Linked DNA regions of Mus musculus: regions 2 and 3 are each linked to region 1. The links are chromatin loops, found by intact Hi-C in ENCODE. Cell type or tissue: left cerebral cortex. All regions are shown on one strand. Links, peaks and the distances in the headings refer to the core of each region. The heading gives the core; the rest is flanking DNA.

What was found. Peaks named below come from ENCODE experiments on the same cell type or tissue, not always from the same donor. Only the 100,000 strongest peaks of a DNase experiment are listed, where the experiment ranks them.
Region 2: a loop joins it to region 1, with 2.2 times the contacts of the local background. A loop is called at or near these places in 17 of 42 quality-filtered maps.
Region 3: it touches region 1 in a loop (2.1-fold over the local background); 16 of 42 quality-filtered maps call a loop at or near these places.

Annotation. Positions count from the first base shown.
Region 1 is chr4:155,221,947-155,225,712 of GRCm38, forward strand. Ski (ski sarcoma viral oncogene homolog (avian)) reads right to left here and starts at 589. Exons shown (of 7, transcript NM_011385.2): 1 at 1-589. The coding sequence starts at 574. It overlaps Gm42364 (a long non-coding RNA gene), which reads right to left. Exons shown (of 2, transcript XR_881641.2): 2 at 3,494-3,766. In left cerebral cortex, for the core only: a CTCF peak has its summit at 1,540; a DNase peak (open chromatin) is centred at 1,382; H3K4me3 peaks cover 836 bases; H3K27ac peaks cover 877 bases.
Region 2 is chr4:155,163,657-155,167,422 of GRCm38, forward strand. The region is part of intron 1 of Ski (ski sarcoma viral oncogene homolog (avian)); the gene reads right to left. Among named protein-coding and RNA genes, the nearest start is that of Ski, 57 kb to the right of the region's middle. In left cerebral cortex, for the core only: a CTCF peak has its summit at 1,590 (motif pointing left); a DNase peak (open chromatin) is centred at 1,047.
Region 3 is chr4:155,143,286-155,147,051 of GRCm38, forward strand. It overlaps Morn1 (MORN repeat containing 1), which reads left to right. Exons shown (of 14, transcript NM_001081100.1): 14 at 1,882-2,222. The coding sequence ends at 2,024. Among named protein-coding and RNA genes, the nearest start is that of Morn1, 59 kb to the left of the region's middle. In left cerebral cortex, for the core only: a CTCF peak has its summit at 1,756; DNase peaks (open chromatin) are centred at 774, 1,079, 1,731 and 2,954; H3K27ac peaks cover 1,552 bases.

The DNA.
Region 1 (3,766 bases), core at 382-2,881:
CGTAGAGCAGCGCGTTGCACAGGCGCTCGGCGTCCGTCTTAGTGATGAGCCCGCAGGAGGGCGCGGAGAAGGGCAGGATGCCCATGACTTTGAGGATCTCCAGCTGGTCGGCGGTGCAGCGCGAGCAGTAGATGTGCAGCTCATCGCACACGGAGTTGATCTGCTGCAGTGAGAAGTCGCGCAGCACCGAGTTGAGGATCTGCGGCAGGCACAGACGCTTCTCACCTCCCACCACGAAACAAGAGATGGTCTCCCCTTCCAGCACGGTCTCACAGCGCTCGGTGGAGCGGTCCGACGGCATGAAGAAGGGCCCGGGAAGCACGGGCGGCGGCGGCTGGATGGCAGGCAGGTGCAGCACGGGCGGCGGCTCCGCGGCAGTGGGCACCGGCGCCGGCACTGTGGCCGCACCCGCCTCCTTGGCGCTCTCCTTCTTGTAGGCCTCCTGCGCCCAGCGCGCCGAGAAAGCGGCCGGGCCGCCCAGCGAGCTCATGGAGCTCAGGTGGAACTGCTCCAGCGTCTTCTGCAGCCCCGGGTGCGGCTGGAAGCCGCCCCGGCCGGCCGCTGCAGCTTCCATGGTGCGATCGGGCTCCCCCGGCCGCTCCCGCTCCCGTGCGCCCGGGCCCCCACGGCCTCCGCCGCCGCCCCGCGCACCCCGCCGCCGCCCGCGACCGCGGCCACGACCGCCCCCCGTCGCCGGTTCACGGCCGATCACGGCCCCGGCCTCGGCCTCGCCCGGGGGCGCGAAGGCGAAGGCGGGCGGGGCGAAGGGGTCCCGCCGCTGGAGCCCGCCGCCGCCCGGGCCCGGCGCCACATCCACGCGCCCCGCGCCGCGCCCGCCGCCGCCCGGGCCCCCCGCGCGCGCGGCGCGCCGCCGCTGCCCCGCTCCTCCCACCGCGCGGCGCCCGCTCGGCTCGTCCCGGCGGTGCTGACCGGCCGCGTCGCGCCCGCCGCCGGCCCCTGGCGGCCTGCCCGCCCGCGCGGCCGCCTGCCGGCTCCCGGCCGCCCGCTGGCCCGCGCGCGCGGCTCCCGGGACGGCGGAGGCGCCTCTGGCCCGCGGCCTCAGAGCGCCGCGGCGGCGCGGGGCTCTGCGCACTGGGCGCACATCTTTCCGGCGGCTCGCTCCGGCTCGGACTGAGCGCCGGGAGCTGAGCTCACGCCGCCGCGCGCCGCCCCGCCCCGTACCGCCCCGCCCCGCCCGCGCCAGCCCCGCCTCCCGCGTTGTTTGTTGCCGTGCGTCCGCCTCAGCCGGAGTGCGGGCCAGGAATGTGACCAGCTCCGGGCGGGCTCTTCCAAGAACGCGCGCTCCCCCTCCCGGGCTCAGTGGCGCTCGGCTACGCCCGGACCGGACTCGGCCAAGCTCGGCTTTGTCCGCCCACAGCTCGACTCCGCTCGGCTCCCCCGTACCGGAGCTCGGCCCCTCTCGGCAGTGCTCGGCCCCGCTCGGCCCTACTCGGTACCGGCTCGGCCCTGCTCGGCCCTACTCGGTCTCGCTCGGCCCCGCCTTGTGGAGGCCACTGGAGGCGGCCACAGCGGAGGCGCCTGGGGCCCCCCTTCCGGCCGAGGCCGCTTCCTGCGCGGCTGGGAAGACTCCGGTCCTGCTGCCACCACGGTCTTGGGGCCCCCGAAACCCACAAGGCCCCTGCCACAACCACAGGCCAGCTGAGCGGCGGTCCGCAGTAGATCTGCGCCGCTGCCGCCCTACATCCCGGGGTTCCCGTTCTAGGTAGACACTGTGAAGTAACCTTCACTCCCCACACTGCTGGACGTCGTGCTCCACGAGACACTCATAACAAGGACACCACAAAACAAAACCCAGGTTCCCTTCCTCATAGCAAGGATGCCACAAAACATTCGGGTTCTGATACAAGAACGTCTCAAAGCACCCTAGGGTCGCCACACAACCGAAGTTCCTACCCCCATATGATAGGGGCAACACAAACACGCATTCCAGGTGACATAAAGGACACCACAGAACACTCATGCCAGGTTACTCTTATGTTGAGAAGATAGCTCAAAAACCCATGTGCCTGCACAAAGAACCACTCAAGGTCTTCAGAGCAGGACTGCCCAAAGTACTTCTGGGTTTCCATGTGTAGTGATATACAGAACTCCACACTCAAGAACAACACAGGATTGCAGAGCTCACAGCATGACCTAGGGATGCAGAGGAGGTACAGCTATGGAGAGTCCCTGTGTCACTCACTGGCAGGTAACACCGACTACCCCATGAACTGTGACCCAGCCTCTCATCAGTGATATAGGTACCAGCAACATCTGTCTACTGGACCCTGTTCTGTGAGGTGGGAACTTAGGAACGTAATCCTATATTGAAGAAGCTGCGTCTAGTAGCTTTTGGCCCTTCTTGAGCCAGCCATTAGCCAATAGCTTGGACAGCAGATCTCTGTGATTCTCAGGCTGGCAGCTGCTATGATCCTTACCCTGCATCCTCCAGGACTGGGAACCAAGTATCCATGTGCATAGCAGGTATCTAGGTTACGGCCTGAGTAGGACTACACTGGCCCTCCATATATTGGCTATACATTGGGATCAAAGTAAGGCAATCTTGCAGAGTGTCACCCAAAGTAGCTAACATATAACAAAAGGGCTGACACAAGGATTCAAAACCAGACCCTGAAGGACAGTTTAAGTGAAGAAGTGAGAAATTTCCCCCTCAAAGACCCAGGGCCTCAAACTGGCCTGGGCACAGGCCTTTCCTGATTGGTGAAGTAAGAGGGCCATACCCAGGGCGGCCTGAGTTATCTTCAGCTTTTGACAAGTTTCTGACCTCCTGGGTAAGACCAGAACAGACACAAGCCAACACTCCCAGACACAGTGCCTACCTTGGAGCTGGCCAGGCATCTCTGTGCAAGCCTCAGCTGCTCCTACCTCAAGGCAGGCCTTGATATTCAAAGTCTGGAAGCTAGATAGTTCCCTGTATGAAGACAAAAGTCCGCTCCTGTGTTCCCACCGTGCCCAGGGGATCATCCTTCCGTGTTAGCACAACTCGGGCTCCCAGTTTACTCTTCTGACTTCATTCATAATGAGGAGTTCCCACTCTTAGCTCTCTCTTCTGTCAATACATGCGACAACTGGTAAGGGATTGGCAGGATAGCTCATCAGGTAAATGGTTGCCCTCAAGCCTGACAGTCGGGGGTAGAAAGAGAAAAATGCTCCCATGACTTGTCTGCTGACTTCCGTACGTGCACTATGCCATGAGCCTCCCCACAACTTAAAGATCTTTTTTTCAGTGTAGCAAAATAAGCAGTTGGGTTTTTTTATTTTTTTTTTAAAGACAGCTAATTATTTCATGAAGGGAATATTTACAAAACAAAAGAGACTTAGTTGTATCCCTGTAGATAGCTTTGTCTGCACACGTGCAGACTCCATACAAATTAATGTGACGTTTGAGAGAGTGACTTCCTTGCATGGGGTTATATTCCACCCAAATCAGGCAAATTGTAATCCAAAGAAGGTGACTTAGACAGCCCTTGAATGATCTATGCAAGCTAAAACACACTTTTTATTTTTACTCAAGCACTTGGGAACAGAATCAAACAGATCTCTGGGTTCCAGCCTAGCCTAGCCTACACAGTGAGGCCCATCTCAAAACAAACAAACAAGGAAGTTATGATCTTTATCTTAGTGGGGCCCTGGGCACCAGTCTGGGTGTCCAGTGCTTTCAAAGATGCTAAAATGCGTCCTGTAGCTATCTTAAGACCCAAGCAGGGACTAGCATTGACTCCTAGGTACAGAACCCAGCGAAGCA
Region 2 (3,766 bases), core at 498-2,997, 58 kb before region 1:
TAACAATCCTTCACCTTCTACCTCAGAAAGAATACTTGAGACACTCTTACTGATCAAGGAAAGAAACAGGACAGGACACTATGGGCCTGTGGGTCACAGTGGGGCCTGGCATTCAGATGAGCTGTGGCCAATGTGGCTGCTGTGTCTAGCACTTGTCTCTAGCCTCAGACGGACAGAGAACTGGCAGGCAGGGCCTCAGGGATTTGTGGCCAGCAGGAGCCAATCAGCACAGACCGTGCACCCTGTGGATGCCCAACAAGCATAGACAGCAGGTAGCTGGAGAAATCGTCCCAAGGCACGGCAACTTGTCACAGGCAGTAGTCACTATGGCCGGCACTGCGAAGGGAGTGAGTAGATTCGGGGTTCTAAAAGAGGCCTGCACACTGTGCTAAGGTGACCGTGGTAACTAGATCCCCACACAAGAAACTGAGAACCACAGGGGCCCTACACAGCATCTGCTCACCTCACACGCTACAGAATCCCGACAGTCTCCACTCTGGCCTGTCCTGAAAGAACAAGCTCACTGCCATGGTTCACCCCAAGATAGCCCCCCCCCCCCCCCGACTATTGAAGAAACTTCATTATCAGAGCCAAGGTGATGGGGCACGCATGCACACTGGGAGTCCAAGGCCAGCCTGGTCTACACAGCAAGTTCCTGGACAGCCAGAGCTACATAATAAGGAGATCCTGTCCCGAAAATAAAACAAACAAAAAGAGTCTGCCTCAGAACCTGTCCCCAAGGCCTGCGCAGCCATCCTTCCAGCTGCATCCAGTTTCTTATCCTTGATTTTGAGTGTGTGTGTGTGTGTGTGTGTGTGTGTAGGTGTGTGTAGGTGGGTGGGTTGTGATCAGAGCATGCAGCTTAACTTCCTATAGTGCTCTGGTCACTGCCCCAGACGCCAACCATCTTTAAGTGACCACCAAATGGTCATGGGAGAACACAGGGACTCTGCTGTATGTCCCTGACAATGCAGACAGTACCCACACCACAGGGCGGAACCCAGGCAAGCTTCCAAATGACAGAGGCAGGAAAGGCCAACAGAAGGAACAAGTGTCAGGAAATGAGGCTGGCCTGATTCCAGCCAGGCTCTCAGCCTATCTAGTGCCAGGGTCTCTTGTCACTTACGCCCTTAAACACACAAATACAACAGGATGGATTATGAGGGAACACCCAAACTCAACAGCTGCCAACAGCAATAAGGCAGGCTAGGCCCCGCTCTCTGTGCATGGAAAGGGCCACAGTCATCCGGGAGAAGTCTGTGAGGTCTCGTTGCCTCACTCTAAGCATTCCCTGTGCAGCGTGTGCCAGCCTTGAGGACTAAAGGGCAATGACAGGAAGGGACTCGGAATTGGCTTGTGACAGGAACAGCCTTCCCAGGTATGAGCCAGCTCTGCTGTGGGGACATCATGTAATTAATACCCACCTATTTAGAAGCCCTCAGAAATGCTGTCTATACATCCCTTGAGCTAAAGAGATGGCTCAGTGGGTAAAAGCCCTGGCTGTTCTTTCAGAGGACTTGGATTTGGTTCCCAGCACTCACAAGGTGACTCACAACCATCTCCAATGCCAGTTTTAGGGAACTGATGCCCTCTTCTGGCCTTCATGGGTACTAGTCACACACATGGCATGGCCCACAAACATATATACATGTAAACATACAAACATAAAAAAATGTCTCGGTGGTTAAGAGCATTTGCTGCTGTTGCTGAAGACTTGGGTTTTATTCACAGCACCCACAGAGGGGTTCACAGTCATCTGGAACTCAGGTTCCACAGGATCAAACGTCCTCTTCTGACTTTTTCCAGCCCCAGGAATGCACATGGTGGGTATGTAGATGTATGTGCAGGCAAAGCATTTAAACACATCACAAATTAAAACAAGTAAGTCTCTAAAACTATACTTTGGGAAGTTATTTCATTTTATATGAATAATTATTTTGTTGTTGTTGTTGTTGTTGTTTTCAAAACAGGATTTCTCTGTGTATCCTGGAACTCACCGGCCTTAAACTAAAAGATGTGCCTGCCTCTGCCTGCAGCTTGCTGGGATTAAAGTCGTGCTCCACCACCCCTTGGCTAAGCACTCTACTTGCATGTGTTTATTATGTGTGTGTCTACTGGAGCCTCTGGCACTGCAGTTATGGGCAGTTGTGAACCACATGTGGGCATTAGAGATAGAATTCAGGTCGTCTGCAAGAGCAAACGATGAATTCCTAATCACCAAGCAATCTCTCCAGGTCCCTTCCCAAATTGGAAAGGAGGAAGGAAATGAGGGAGGGAGAGAGGGAGGGAGGGAGGGAGGGAAAGTGAGTTGCATCTCTCTTAAGACTCTGGCTCACTGTGGACAAAGTGCTGGCTGTTCTCTTCCAGATTCTAGAGCCAGATACAAGGAGATGCCAACACCCTAGAGCAAAAAAAAAGGAGGTTTCACCTTGTCTGCCCTGGTAGGAGTTGCCACACATATAGAAGATTCACTAGATGCCAAGACCCAACTAAGTATCATGGCACAGGCAGGTAGTCTCTGCCTGAGGGTGTCAGGGCCTGGATGCCTACACATAGATACACTGAGATAGACTGGGCCCAGCTGACATTCTGCTAGATGCATAAGGACCCTCAGAGGTTACATTAGCAGTCGACCTGTGGTCCCTCTGGTTGGCAACTTCTGCCAGTGTTGTGATGTTGTTGATGACTACCTCAAACCTCCTGGCCACTGGGGTTTGTCATTTATACAAAGATAGTCCACACCCAGGCCCAAAGAGCAACATATGTGAGCCATCTGGGAGTCCATGATCTCCTTAGTGGGGGCAAACCTTTAATAGGATATTTTGATGTTACCTCAATTCTGGAGCCAGAGACAACGTCAAGCAACTTTACCAAAGTCAGAGGCCATACACCTGGCTACCCCTCAGGGTTGGGACCTCCATGGTACACCAGGGTTGGAAGTAACTCAGCGATGGTGGACAGGGCTAACCTATGCTTGTGTCCAAGAACAAGCAGCTCCTGCATATTCCAGGGGAGTTGCTCGTTGACAGTAGCTTCCTAACAGAAAGCAGTGAGGCTGAGCCAGGCATGCTTCAAACACACCTCTCCTGAGCTTGAATGCTTTGCAAGGTCTGGTGGGCCGAGCCTTGGGAAACTCTACTTTTGACCCTGACATGGATCCCAAAGGACAGTATCCAACAGCACCACCAGAAAACAGCTCTGGGGTGGGAAACGCCAGTTGTGTCTGGCAAGACTCAGCAGAGAGCCACTGGGAAGGTTACGGTAAGTGTAGAAATACATTAATCCCGTGATGGATGTGTCTGAAGCACTTGGAGAGGAAGATGGTGGGCAGCACCTGGGGTGACACACCAGGGGTATCAGCCCCACAAAGGACCCCGACGCAGTAAGATGCAACGTCTTACCCAGAGTTTTGAGACGCTGGGCACAGTTCACATGCACCTGAGGTGCAGCCTACAGACAGAGCCAGAATGGGATCTGTGTACCAAGGAAACTACAAGTGGCCAACAGGGCAGGTGACTGCTTCTTATAATCTTCTTTTTGTGCCTGCAAATGGTCAAACACTAATGTCTATCTCCAGACCTCTCACAGGTATTGAAATAAGGGTCCCATGTAGAGCAGTGACTCTCCCAACAATGATGTTGTGACCTCTGTAATACATACAGTTCTTCATGTTGTGGTGACCACGAACAATAAAATTATTTTCATCGCTACTTTGTAACTTTCATTTTGCTGTTTTAAATCATAATGTAAATATCTGATATGTGGC
Region 3 (3,766 bases), core at 498-2,997, 79 kb before region 1:
AGGTGTGCACCACCACGCCTTTAATGAACTTCTATAGACAAAGTTCTCTCCTCTAAAAGGGCCCAGGCTGATATAGGTCCAAAGGGGAAATGCTTGTCTGGCTGGCCCAAGAAATTAGCCTTGTTCCAGCATCTCTAACATCCATCCTGGTGGGAGGCTATTAGGCCATGAGACTCATCTCACATAGGGTCATAGGAAGCCTAAGAAATCGTCCACTCACAGCTCTGGCAGGGCCTTGAGGTCAGGGTGAGCCTGGGCTTGCAGCTCTGCTGTTGGGCTCTACTAGAAAGAGCCTAGAACAGGGGCAGGGGTGGCTAGAGCATTCCCACCCACACCCACTGCTGAGTCTTTGATCAGCACTGGGCAAAGCCCCTGTTACCTCTGGACAGTGAGAAAGATCTTTCAGCTCCAAGATTGAGGGTGTCACACAGGGCAAAGCCAGGTGACAGCCAAGCCCCTCAGCAAGAACTGCCTGGGGGGACAGGATTGGAGCCCACGACTGAACAATGTGGTGTCTGGGCCAGGCCTCCCTCCAGTGCAGCCACCAGCCAGCGCTTCTCATACCAGTCTTATGCATCTGATGGGGGACAGATCCAGGAACAGGGTCAGATCAGGCCTGTGGCCTGGTTCAGCGGCCATGGCCGTGAGCTCACACTGGCTCCCCAGGCCAGCACCCTTGGCCCAGCCTGGTGCAGCTGCATGTTCCTGGGAACGCCTAGAGATGGGCTGCTTGGGAACACTGTGGCTGCGTCGCTATGCAGGGCTTTCCTCCAGCTGCCAGAGCGGGGCTGGCCTGCTGCCGTTGCTTTACTGATACAATGTGCGTCCCCCGTCCCAGGCACCCCAGTCCCAGTTCATGGGCCTCCTAAAGCCAGTTTCTCTAAAGAAACTGACCCAAGGCCAAGCAAATTCCTCCAGCCCCCAGGCCCACTCTCATCCTGTCCTGTCCAGGAAGGCACAGCCCTTAGCTGAGCCAGAATGGAGGGTAACTACTTGCTCAGTGGCTGGAATGTCACTCGGCTGGGCTCTGCTGTGCTTGGTGGTGGGAGCCTGCCCCAACCCAGTTTCAGCTGCCGCCACATTCCTGGTGTGAGCCTGGGCCAGCCAAGGAGCTTTTTCCACACTCTGGTGCCAGCCCCAGCGGGCTCAGGGGAGGGAGAGAGGGCTGTTTCTATGGCAACTTCCCTTTTTGTTATTTCTTATTTTCTTTTTTATGGTTTCTCCAACTTTGAAGCTCTCCAGACAGTTTACAGACTGTGGAAAGGAAAAGTGCTTTCCCTTCTGTGCCCCCCTCCCGCCTTCCCTCCCCCCAGCCCCCCAAGCTTTCTCTCTCCTGCCTCCAGTTTTTCCCTTACCCCAGCCCCCCCCCCAGGCTTTCCCTCCCCAGAGACCCCCAGGCTTTCCCTCCCTCTCAGCCCCCCCTAGGGCTTTCCCTCTCCAGAGACCCCCAGGCTTTCTACCCTCCAGTCCCCTAGGGCTTTCCCAACAGCACCCCCCCAGGGCCTCAGGACCCCACCAGACACTTCAAACCTTCAGAGGCCCAGCTATTTCTTAAATATTTAGAGAAAATGAATGTGTTTTCTCCAAAAACAATGTAGTCAAGTATTTACAAAAAGACTCAGCCACGTGGCCTAATTAGCAGTTGGGAGCAGGGGTCTCTGTGGCTTGACCCCAAGGGCTGGCCCACACCACTGCTTACTTCAGATCCAGGCTGGGCCTGCGAAGCTGGTTGCTTTGCCCAAACGCTTGCTAACCAAACACCCAACCTCAGGATGGCAGTCTGTGGCAGGCAGAGATGATAGGGCTGAGATACCCAGGGAGGGTGAAGAGCCTAGGCTCCAGTGGTCACACTAGCCTGATACCCCTGCCTGTCCCTCACAGGGGAGTATGTGCTCATGGTCTGTGATGTGACCAGCCCTCCCTTCCTGGGCCACAGGCTGCCCACCACCTTCAAACACCTGCGGATCTTAGCCAAGGGGGACACCCACTGGCCCCATGTCCCTGAAGATCACCAGAAGCTCTAAGCTAGCGGCTACTCTTGGCTGTTGGACATAAAGGAGCCAGCAATACCCTCATGGGAAGGCCAGCCTTCCCTGAATGGAGATTGATGCTGCTTCTCCCAGGGACCACATCCTCTCTATTCCTAAACAACCTGAGCGTTAGGACTGCCCACGTGAGCCCCACAGCTACTGACGTCAATAAAATTCTAAATACCAACCCTGAGTAGCACCTTTTGTGGGACTCCTTCTAGCAGGCTCTTGGCCCCAGCACTGCATTGGGTTGGAGTCTTATGGGACACAGGTAGAGGCTAGGCTCAGTGTCCCAGTGCCCTCTGAGGACCCTCATATCTGCCCCACCAACATTATTCCCAGGGCCATGGAGGTCTACGTTAGATTTCTGTGAAGGCAAGAACTGGGGGCAACTAGGCCATCCAGCGTGAGGAGCCTCAAGTTCAGGTTCCCTAGCGTCGCAGAGTGAAGAGGGCCTCCTTACCTGGTCATCCCCAGCAGTGGTAAGGTAGGGTCATGGGGGGGGCGGGTCTCATAACTGCCGCTGAAGGGACACACCTGACTGCTGAGGAGGCCCAACCCCCTGGGTCAGCCATCTTTTCACCAGGTCACAGGAGGTCTCTGGACCTGCCCTCTACTGTTATCTCCTAAACTACTCATGAGCATCACTTCTCAAGTCTGCCCTTCAGGCACAGTACAACATTCTGTAGTCTCCTCCTCCTCCTCCTCCTCCTCCTCCTCCTCCTTCTCAAGATGAAACCAAATTTCTGTCAAAAGAAAAACAAAGAAAATGATGTTTCAATTTAGGAAGGAAAATGGCTGGGAGTGAGCAGCCGCAGCTGCCGTTTTCCAGCCCATCCTCAGGCAGCCTCTGGTATTTAACTCCCCACAGCATGCTGAGCTTTTGAAACTTGCAGTCACTGTTCCATGTGGGTATGGCAGGCGGGGCTTGTGCCACAGTGGCTCCTCAGCTGGCATCAGGTCTGTCCTGGTAATCGAGGCAGGCCAGGTGGGGCTGCTTTCCATCACAGCCTCTGCAAACAGCTCCAGGCTGGCCACCTACACAGTCATCAGCAAACCCACCAGCTGTCCAGGCAAGACCCCGGGCTTCCTGCTCTGGCTTCCTGACACAGCCACTGAGGTTCTGAGATGACACTGGCTTCTTATCCTTGTCTCAGGACATTAGGGGTAGCCACAATATCCAGACAGACACACTGCCTCTTCTGGACAAGTGTATCTGCACCGGTAACTGCTGGTCTTCTGAGAACTGTGGTCGCTGGAACTGGCCCGGCCCTCCATGTGGCCAGGACAGGAACAGGTGCAGATGTTCTCGTCTGCAACCCCTCCTCCACCCAGGGCCCTGCCGCCGAGTGGTCCAAGCACATGAAACTTGAATGCCCAAGAAGAGTTCTAGCGCCAGATCTGGTAATGTGTAACCCCAGCAGTTGAGAGGATCATTGTCCACTCAAGACCAGCTTTGGCGATATAGACGGAGCCTATCTTAAAAGAAGAGTAGAGACTAAATTAAGGATGGAGGAGATAGCTTAGTTGGGAATGCATCTGTCTTGCAAGCAGGAGGACCTGAGTTCATTCTCCAGAGCTCACAGAAAAAATAAAAAGCCCCTGCTGGGCTGTGATGGCGCACACCTTTAATCCCAGCACTCAGGAGGCAGAGGCAGGTAGATCTCTGAGGTTGGCCAGCAGAACAAGTTTGGTCTACAGAACAAGTTCTAAGACAGCCAGGGCTACACAGAGAA